2 separate regions of the Homo sapiens genome follow, and region 1 is linked to region 2. Evidence: chromatin loops called from intact Hi-C (ENCODE). Cell type or tissue: gastrocnemius medialis. All regions are shown on one strand. Links, peaks and the distances in the headings refer to the core of each region. The heading gives the core; the rest is flanking DNA.

Region 1 (5,391 bases), core at 83-5,082, 73 kb before region 2:
CCCCAGTTTCTTTTAAGACTTTTCAGCTGGATACCAGATATTGACAGACTCAATCTCATCTTGGTGTTCAAATTTTAAGTTGCCAAACTTTAGCTTTTGGACTTGTGTGACACTCTTACTAGATGCATACCTAGCCTCCAGCTAGGTGATATTGTGTCATCCTTAAGAGGCCAACGAGGTTTCATTTTAAAAGCTAGCTCATGTTGATTGTTAGTAACTTCCTAGTGTGTTGTGCTGTGAAAGATGGTGAAGTCATAATGAGATTCACTGGCATGATTGTTTAGTGATGTGTGTTTGCCATGGATTGGGAGGGGCATATATGTATTTTCAGAGGGATGTCAAATCTATAGTACAGAGGAGCTCATTTAATCTACAGTGCCCCCAACCTCATCCTTTCCATTGTATAGTGGAGAAGTTGGGTATCTAGAAAGATGAAGCTATTTCCAGCTTATTAGAGCCAAGTGTGGACTTGAACTCAAGTTTTCTGAGTTCAACTTGCTTGTTACTTTTTGGGGATAATAGTAGTAGCTACCTTATGGGATTTAGAGAAGGTTAAGTAAAAAAAAATCTATATTAAGCTTTAGGAATAGTGACAGACACTGAGAAAGATATAGTAAATGAAAGCTGCCATTATTGTCATCATCATCATTTTTACTTTTATCATTCCTGTTGCACTTTATTACTACCAACACCATATTTTGTGAGGTAGTCAGGTAGCTACCTTAACAAAAGCTACCTCTTGTTTTGTGCCATATCGTAGAAGCCCCACTTTTGCTAACAGACTGAAGCAAGTGTTCAACTTGCGACAATTTAAGGAAAATTTGACAGTATTTGACCTTGTACAGAGACCCACAAAAGGCATTAGTTGAAGATAAATAAATGGTAGTTAGCAATCCTAATTTGAATTTTTGTACACTTGTGTGTGTGTTTATAGATAATGTTTCCCATTTATAAAGATTTGTCAAATACGATTCTACTCAAGTACATTCTCTTGAAACAGCAGGAATTCTATGGAATAAGGATTTCTTTCTTTCTTTCTTTTCTCTTCTTTTCTTTCTTTTTTTTTCTCTTTCCTTTCCTTTCCCTTTCCCTTCCCTTTCCCTTTCCCTTCCCTTCCCTTCCTTTCCTTTTCTTTCTTTTTTTTTTGAGACGGAGTCTCACTCTGTCACCCAGGCTGGAGTGCATTGACGTGATCTCGGCTTACTGCAAGCTCCGCCTCCTGGGTTCACACCATTCTCCTGCCTTTCATGATTTCTTATTAAGCAGTCTCCTATACTTCCTTGCTTCCTGAGACTTCTTCATTAAATATGTACTATTTCAAATGTTTTAAATTTCCTAGTCCTGTCAGCACAGGGCTTTAAGTTAGAAGACATCAGTTATGAAATCTATCAGGGTGTAGTTATTTAAAGGACTAGACTTTTGTGAAATTTTTAATTATATGGGATTATACTTATGCTATATTAATTGAAAAGAAATGGATGTAAAACTATATAAAGTACTTACGAAAGAAGCCAAGTTAATTGTGCCTTGGTTAGATAGTGAATGGTTAATGCCATTTTGTGTCATACTGGCTTTGTCTCTGTTTTATGTACCTGCTGTCTCACTAACAGTGTTGCTTAGTAGAAGGAGTGTGGGCTTTGAAGTGAGATGGGTTTGGGGCTTCACTCCATTGTCTTCATTTAAGAGCTTTGAGACTGCGTAAATTGTCTCTCTGAGCCTTAGTTCTGGTTAGACTTGGATGCTCTCTCCTTTGCAAGGTTTCTTTATCCTGAAAGTGGCTTGCTCTTGGAGGTGCTTAGTAAATGTTAGCTCTTTTTCTCTTCCTAACCATGACCTTTACCTCCCATCCTCTTTCCCTGGCATTCTGCAAGGATTAGTTCAGGGATTAAAGCAACTTGGAAACGTTTTAGTTTCATACTGTCATTTTTAGTGGTTTGCCTTTTAAATCATCTCTTTACTGTAAAAGTCTTGGTTCCTATAAATCTCACACCCTTGGGAACCAAACTCATGACAATCATGAAGTGTCTTACTTCAAAGGATAAGAAAACCAAGCAAACCAAAATCATGATATCCTCTCTGGAGCAGTGTGTGTGAGCCTGGGATCAGCCTGGGAATGTTGGTTAATGGTGTCACCATCCTCCTCTCGCTGGCAGTGATGTGGAGGGTGTGGAGAGGACATGGGCTGAGCTAGGGTTTATAATTGCATGGCCGTCTGGCCTTCCTTGAGCATTCTTTCCCTTCCAGGATTCCTGTAATTGTCATCAGATGGCTCAGTCTCCCAATGTTTCCGGTATTGCAATGACTTCTGGAGTGTGTTTAAAAAAAAAAAAAAAAGCCAGAATTAGCAGTTAGCAGTCATCATTTGTTTGTGTCAGTTCTGTTGTGTGTAGAGGCGTGCAGATTGGGCGTCTCTGGACTGTAGAAAGACCGGTCACATGTGGAGTTCGCCTTACTATCTTGTGTTGAACCTTCCTACTTCCTTTGCTTATTCTTTTCCGCCTACACTGCTTTAAAGGACTCCCTGAAAAAAAAAGTGAGAAAAGATGCAGGCAGTGTTCCTGTTTTCAACTCTAGTCAGCCTTCTTTTTATTCTCATTGTTCTGGAAACTTGAGAGGATTGCATCTTTCTTGGATCTGCTAAAGGCCTAGGGAGGTTGAGAGTTGGACTGGATAGTGAGTGAACCCTGTGAAGAATGATTCCAAGTCTTGGGCTGTTCGTGGGCATGGAGGAGGAGAGAGTATTTGTATTTTCCTTTATCATGAACTTATCACTAAAGGCCCAAATATAGGAATATATCTTGCATGGGTTTTTTTTTTCCCCCATCAGATAAGCTGTTGTAATTTGAGCCTGACACTTCTTCTTGAGGAAGGGGAAAATTGTGTAAATGAAAAAGGACAGCTAATTTTTTGAAAAACAAATCTGGAGTGATTGAGAGGTCTAAACCCCCAAAAGTGTAAAATTGAAGAGAACTAATATGGTTAATTTTGCTTCATGGTGTTAGCTGAGGAATTGTGTTTTTTAAAAGCCCTTTGATTTACTGGCTCTTACTCACCTAATGGGTAAAGTATTATAGTTCATTGCATTCTGGTGCCTTTGTTTGTCTAATGGTGGAGTGTTTTTCTTAAGTTACAGGGACCCAGGCCTAGATGATGATAATGACTATAGTGCATCTTTACAAAAAACAGCCCTTTTACAGTTGTCATACGGATCTTTTAGAATAATTGAGGTGAATTTTAATGCCAACCCTGTTAATGATGTCTATCCCACCTCTCTCTTCCCAGGTGGCTGGGGGTGGCGGTTGGAAACAGGAGAGCCTTGGTCTTAATGAACAGACAGGAGATATCTCAAGATTAATGTGAAAAAAGCTCAGTCATGATAATTGCATTCCCCTCGGCAGTGATTGGTTTACGAGCAGTCATGTGATTAAGTTCTGACCAATACTTTGTAAGAGGAAGTCTGCTGGGGGACGGTAGTGAGAGTTTCCCATCTGGAATAAAAAACACATCACTGCTTGAAATGTGGCTGAGATGCTTACAGAGGAGATGGACCTTCTTGGCCAGCCTGAGGACAATACCTTGCAGTGAGAAAGGCAGAGCCATGTCACTGATACCCAGCACTGGGTGCTACCTCTCACTTGTTTTATAACCTATAACTAAGTCACACAATCCAATGTATATCATTTAAATAATTTTCTGTTTCAAGATGTGAAAGGCAAGGCCCGGCGCGGTGGCTCACGCCTGTAATCCCAGCACTTTGGGAGGCCGAGATGGGAGGATCACGAGGTCAGGAGATCGAGACCATCCTGGCTAACACGGTGAAACTCCGTCTCTACTAAAAAAAAAAAAAAACAAAAAAACAAAAACCACAAAAAACAAAAACTAGCTGGGCATGGTGGCGGGCACCTGCAGTCCCAGTCCCAGCTACTCGGGAGGCTGAGGCAGGAGAATGGCGTGAACCCGGGAGGCGGAGCTTGCAATGAGCCCAGATCACGCCACTGCACTCAAGCCTGGGGGACAGAGTGAGACTCCCTCTCAAAAAAAAAAAAAAAAAAAAAAAAAAAAAAAAAAAGATGTGGAAGGCAAGTACCCCTTTGGGTGGGATCGAAATCTAGAATTGGCCAGGCATAGTGGCACCCACCTGTAATCCCAGCCACTTGGGAGGCTGCAGCAGGAGAATCCCTTGAGGCCAGCCTGGGTAATGATGTAGTGAGACCCTGTCAAAAAAAATAAAAAGGACAAAAGAAAACTAGAATTGATCCTTCCCAAAGAAAATGTTCACTGGCTTGTTAAGTCATATCCTAACCATGTCATTTTCACCACTGGCAGAACCTTGATGAAAGGTGTGATGGGGTAAATACATTCGTGTTTGGTTTGTATGGTTTATATTAATTTAATTTGTTTCTGCTGTTTATAGTTGGATTTTCTTTGCTTAGGTAACTGATTTCGGCTTTGGATTGTTATGATTGATAATAAGAGAAAAAAGAATGTAAAGTGTTGAGAAATAGTCTAAAAAAACATTGTATTGTTGGAGCAGTTATTCAGTTTTCACAGTATTCCTTTGGGCAATTGGATTTGTTTTGGTGTCTGACTTTGTTGACAATCCTGTTGTTATATTAAAGCTGTTTCTTGCAGTATGTTTTCCCTTTTAGTTAAGAAAACTCACTTTATTTCCTAAGATGAATTATAATTAGGACTATTTGGTATTGAGAATCTTTTCTCACTTAATACCCCTAATGAGATACAAATGTTCTAAATGTATCCTTATGAGTAGATTATATTTAGAGAGGAATCCACTTATTTTAGTTAACTAATCCCTTTGCTTTTGTATCATACATCCTTATTAGGCTCCCACGTTCCTATTCCATATGGAATTCCTTGTGAAATCAGACCTCAGCAAACAATGTTATTAACTTTCAGGGTCAGTGTTACTGAAAATGTCAATGAAGTTTGTTGGTTTTACATACCTTGTTTTTATAGCACTCTAGCTTTTTTATACGCTTATGATAAATACGAATTCTTTCCCTCTTCTTGCAAAGTAAACTTTATTTCTTAGTTGGTTCCCCCCGCTGGTATTTATGCTTCTACTCACTAGAATTGAAGGAATTGAATGTATTTGAACTATTCTTTTGGCCCCTTCTGCAGACTGGGAATGGTCTTTCTAGCTTCTCAGATCTCTGCATATTGTGCATCCTTGTTCTTTTGCCAGAAACCTGAAAATTTCCCAGCAGAACTAACTGGCAATGATCTTTGAATTATATGAATCAGGTTTGCCTGGCTTCTAGGAGTCAATATTATACCCTTCTCAATGACTGTATCCTTCTTTCTGAGGAAAGCAGATAAGTTAGTGATGAAGTTTTGAAGAACTTCACTTACGGAGTTACACTTCCTGAG
Region 2 (5,391 bases), core at 242-5,241:
ATATAGCTGAGTATTTGAGAACATTAAAGGGTATGACACTTGTGTAAAGGGAGTTCTTCTTTGGATCAGTTTGATCAGTGACAGGTGGAGAAAGAACCTTATTTTGCCTATTTTAGTTTCACAAGGTACTGTTAAAAGCAAAAAATGAGGCTTGCTTTTCAAAGTTTTTTTTTTAATCACACTTGAGGAGGCAATTCTTCTATTTGTATAAATATTTTGTGCATTTGAGAGAATAGTAAATAAAATTCTTGTAGCTATCTCAAGGGATGTAATAGTCCAGTCTATTTAAAAATCTTTTTAGAAAGGAAACCATAAAGGTATATAGCTATAGCCCACATTTAATGTGTTACTAGAGACATTTACCTTTTATTATTGGTGAGGTATATTTAACCTGTTTCAAATAAAATGTAGATCCCTTAATAAGGTCTTTTTTCATACTTGAGTGAAATACTAAGTTAGGATTATAAATGACTCTCTGCATCATTATGTAGTAATTTAGGATTCACCCGATGATGTAACAAAATTAACAACATAATTTCATTGTGAAACTGTGTCTTATTAAAGAACAACTGTCTGACATTCTCTTACAGTTGCTTTATTTAACTTCATGCAAATATTATTAGTAGTGACATTTTTCTATTGTGCATTAGATTCTCTCATTAGCATGATGTGTTAGTTATCACCAGAGAAATCATTTTTTAGATAGGTGAGGGGCAAACCAAGAAAGCTAAAAATTAAATCAACGATTTACATTAATACCAGAGCGTCTGCTCACCAGAGATATGACAGAGTAAAAGCAAACTTTCTTACTAATATAAAAATCTAGCACCTTTCAGAGAAATGATAAATAAAATATAAGAAATGTATAATAACATTGCTAGAATCCATTTAAAACAGTGCTCAATATGAATTTTCCTCAAGAAATCTTTTTTTTCTATTCATATAGGCCAACAATCTCAGTTTCTGGAATCTATATTTTTAAATGAAAATGTTTTTGTCCCCCCCCCCAATTTTTTTGAGTATTTATTCACTAGTCATTTAAAAGGCATATATATATATAGTATTACAAGTCAGACGCCTAGTTGTACATTGTGGTTTGGGTCTTCTTTATAGTTCATACAACGCATTTTTATTCTAAACTCTGTCCCACTCAAATAGACATCCCTTTTTACATAGGATGTATATTCTTATTTAATCAAAGCCCTGAGTAAAGCAGCTGATAGTTAATGGTCTTTGAAAACGACTTTCATTGCCAGGCATCATCCATCCCTAGCTTGCTTTCTGCAGTTTTCTCCATTTTTTACTCCCTTCCTTACAGTTAGTATGTTTGGATGATCTTGTCTTACTAAAAAAGGATTAAATTGACTAAACTTGTGGTCTTAATGCTAAAATAAATATTTATATTAAGAGGCATGCAGTTTTAGCCTGTTGAATTACTAGGCTACGACCTCCAATTTAGGCCCCTCTTAATTTGAGTGGTAATATGTTTTATTTTTAACAATAGACATATATTCAAATATAATTCTCAGTATATTGTCTGATAATGTAACACTAAAGTAGGAATATTTGGGTATTTGTATTTGTTAAGATACAAATTGTAGCATAGAGACAGGTGCTTGGTTTGTCCTAAACTTTGAAGGTCTATGGATAACATGCAGACTTCACATAAGAGATACCGTCTCATTTGTAATGCAGTGGGAAAGTAACAGTTTATATATATGGTATTCTATGTACATGTAAACGTTAACGCAAGTAAAGCATGCACAAACATATTCTCAGGTGTGTATTTTGTATATGTTAAAAATCTGTGCACAAATTTGGAGTTTATTTTCAACATGATTCATTTAAATGAATTTGAACACAGTAGGTGATCGTTTTGAAATTATTTAATTTTCTCACCTTTCTGTCATCTGCAAACAGGTCTATTATGTTTGTGTAATTTGTAAAGCCTTTTGCTAAGGTGAGCCAAGTAACTGCAGTTGAAAAATAAATCCCTCTAAGGTGCAGATATCTTATCTATAATTGTAGGTATTTTTTATAATTATATTTATGAGTGTATATTCACATTCACTGATAAATCCAATTATTCATGCATAGCTTTATGGAAATCTGATTAATGCAGTGACAGGACAGATTTGGGCTGCCACAGCAGCACATCCTCCCACTCCCATGTCAGGGTTAAGAGCCACGGCAAATCCTCCCTGACTAATTAGATGCTGAGTAAGGCATCTCTGAGAAGTTGGGGCAGAAGTGAATGGGTCACAACCAAGGCAGGATTGCAAGGACTCCAGTGATAGTGAAAGCATTCAAGTTTGCCAGGTCGTTGTGACACAGGGAGCTGATTCCAAAGGAACAGTCCGTTACAGATAGTGAGCTGGCGTCATCCACTTGAATGAAAAACACAAATTCTGGTGCCTCCCTCTCTCTACCTTGTATGCATTACACACACTCACTTAAAAAAAGTTGCATTGGGCATCTGCCGTCATCTGTCTGCAAAGCTTTTGAGAGGATTTTCCTTGTAAACGTGAATAGCTAATGATTCTGTATAGCCCAAGAGGTATTTTCTGAACTTGGCACTCTAGATTAGCACATATATCAAAAGGAAAGAGGAAAAGAAATTGGAATTTGTTTTTAGCTTGTGTCTATAATTTGAACCTTAGTGTTTGAATCGATCTAGGAATTAACTCCTTTTTCCCCCCAGAGTGCTGTCAGAGAACTTTGTGGTTGTAGAGAAAACAGAGTGAATCGGGTAGGTTGACTTTTTCAGTGAGAGAAATTTTCTGTGGGATTCCCTGCTTGTTATTGTCCAAAGAACATGGAATATAATGTTCCAAGATTTCCTTTCACGGTAGGTTTGGAGCCTGGTTTGTTATGCGTGTAGAAATAATTCGCCATTTGAAAATCCTCTTGTACCTTTGGTGGTACGCTTTTGTGGTCTGTTTATGGTGCTGCTCAGTGACCACCCTTCTCCAGACCTTGGTCAGAAGATTGTTTGGGGGTCCTAGGAAGTGATGGATCTCACTACTGTCTGCCAAAGCTGATGCCATTTTTTATTTCCAGAAAAGCAGCTGGCTTCTACATTTTGCTGGGCGATCTTCATCTACTGTAAGGACCCTGGAGACAGGAGAAAGGGAGTCAAAGACCCTTTCAAGAAACTGACATCTATTTTTAAGCTTTAGAGAAACAAAGGAAAAGAGACATAATTCAGGAACAACAGCCTTTATATCCTCACATAGAAACAAAACATTGGGTAATAGAGGGAATGTTTTCCTATAAGAAAAACTGGTAAAGATGCAGGAAAAATAAGATGAAAAAAATCTGCTAAGCAGCTCAAGGTCTAAGAAGTTTTAAAATGTGCAGATGGCATCCCAGAAATGATGTCTGGGGCCATGACATCCAGGGTCCCCACATTTCCTCCTCATTGAGCCTGACCTGTACTGCCATCTTTCTCCCCAGGTTTAAAGAAAGTTTAACGAATAGGAAAAATAAAAGTATTGATTATTTTTTAATTTGTGCGTTCCCTGTAGGAAGCCTCGCAGATTTCACAGTGTACATTCAAACCCTCAGGTGAAAAATTTATGACTGGAGTTCATTTGGGTGGAGACAGTGTGCAGTGTCATTCTGTTCAAATGCTGTATGTAGCATTTCATGCCACGAAGTGCAGAGATCAGGAGAAGAGAGGAATCGCTGTATGTTTTCTTCATTCATAGAGCTTTCTTTAATGGAAATGCTTGTGGAAAAACAACACATTACTCAAATTGGCTAGTTTAGGAACCAAATTCTCAACTTATTAATCATCATTCCGATTAAAAAAAAGAATTGATCCTTTAACAACAAAATAATATCCTTTTGTTTTTCTTTAATTAAGCCCATCAGTTTTTCATTTCTCTCTGTAAAGAAAATGAAAATAATCTTGAACAGTAGGAAGTTACTCATTGAAACAACTGATTCTCTTGAGCATATCTGACGTCTTATTTACTCAATGCTTTTGAACTGTAATGTTATTTCGCTACTGTCTTTAGGGTTTATGTGTCATTGAGTGGTGTTGATTTATAAATCTCATTCATATTTGGTTGGCAGAAATTTACTTAATGACCTAAATACAAGGTTATTCTGTTCCTATTTCCTTTCTCATAGAGGTAATTTCTTTCTCACTTTATTCTCTTTTCTTCTCATCTCTCTCATTCTGAATTCCTCCTTACTTTCACTGGCCCTTTTTGCCTTAATAGAAGAGAATTGAAATGCACCTGAAACGTAGCAGTAATTGAATAAATACCCTTTTGCCAATACATCATTCTGGCAGAGGCATGAGAGAGAGGTGCCACCCTCAGGTGTGGTCCTCTGTGAGTGCTGACAGGACTGTCTCGAGTGTTGCTGTAGAAGGGTTCTTTGAGTAAGGGCATGATAAAAACGTGTAACCAGGGGCCCTGGCTTATCATTCAGAGGTGCTGAAAGGCAGCTCAATTTGATCCTTAGCCTGTATAAGAAAGTACTTAGTTGAAGAGAGATTTTGCTTTCCTTTTTTCTTCTTTTAAAAACCTAATTCTTGGACTTATTATTTTGTGCAGTTAGACTTCTACACGAGCTTATTTCCCTACAAGAAGGAAAAGATACCAAGGGCAGTGCAGTAGGTTGAAGGGATGATTCTTTCAGACAAACTGCAGCTAGTAAGAGTTAACAGAAACATTTAAAAAAGGACTTGAAATGATGGTAGGACCAGTATTAATGGATGGTATTATGAAATTAAAATTTAAAGCATGCAGTATACATAACACATGAGGAGGATTCACTCTTGTTTTGTATTTAATAAATTTTAACCCATTGTCTCACAAGGCATACAGATTGTTAAAATTGACAAGACTGAAACATATTCTGTATGGGAAAGACATAGCTTTCAATATTGTTACCTGCTGTGCTTTTTTGAGACTGTCATGAATTTTTCAACTTTATTAAGGTGTCTTTTAGTGGCTATTGGTTCTCTAGACAGTTCTTCAGAACTCACATTTTATGATCGGAGTACCTGAACTGGGTGTCTGAAAAGGAAGATAACAGGTTAGTGAACGTTTTACATGACAACAAGTAATTGCTTTCAGCTGGCTTAAAATAATAACAAAACTAATATTAAAATGAGAATCTCCATTAGAGGATTTTAATAATTTTTTTCCCTTTCCATTAACATTTAAATCAAGAAGAATTTCATTGATTTAAATCATTAGGGTGGCTATTTGGGACACCTGATCAGGCATAGATTAAGAAAGCTGCCCACTACTGCGCCCTCTGCCAGTGCTGGAGGTCAGTGGACATGGCTGGGATGTCACCGGCAAGATATGGGGAGTAATTATACACTGAGCATATTCATGAGAGTGTCCCTGAGTGAGAATGCCTGCAAAC

The links. A loop is a pair of places that touch in the nucleus more often than their neighbours do. Peaks named below come from ENCODE experiments on the same cell type or tissue, not always from the same donor. Only the 100,000 strongest peaks of a DNase experiment are listed, where the experiment ranks them.
Region 1: a loop joins it to region 2, with 3 times the contacts of the local background. A loop is called at or near these places in 2 of 110 quality-filtered maps.

The regions. Positions count from the first base shown.
Region 1 is chr9:16,792,327-16,797,717 of GRCh38, reverse strand. The region is part of intron 1 of BNC2 (basonuclin zinc finger protein 2); the gene reads left to right. Among named protein-coding and RNA genes, the nearest start is that of BNC2-AS1, 68 kb to the right of the region's middle. RefSeq lists an enhancer at 1,381-1,882. In gastrocnemius medialis, for the core only: no CTCF peak of the experiment used is centred there; a DNase peak (open chromatin) is centred at 2,187; H3K27ac peaks cover 486 bases.
Region 2 is chr9:16,719,119-16,724,509 of GRCh38, reverse strand. All of the region lies in intron 3 of BNC2 (basonuclin zinc finger protein 2), which reads left to right. Among named protein-coding and RNA genes, the nearest start is that of BNC2-AS1, 5.0 kb to the left of the region's middle. In gastrocnemius medialis, for the core only: no CTCF peak of the experiment used is centred there; a DNase peak (open chromatin) is centred at 2,329; H3K4me3 peaks cover 778 bases; H3K27ac peaks cover 2,349 bases.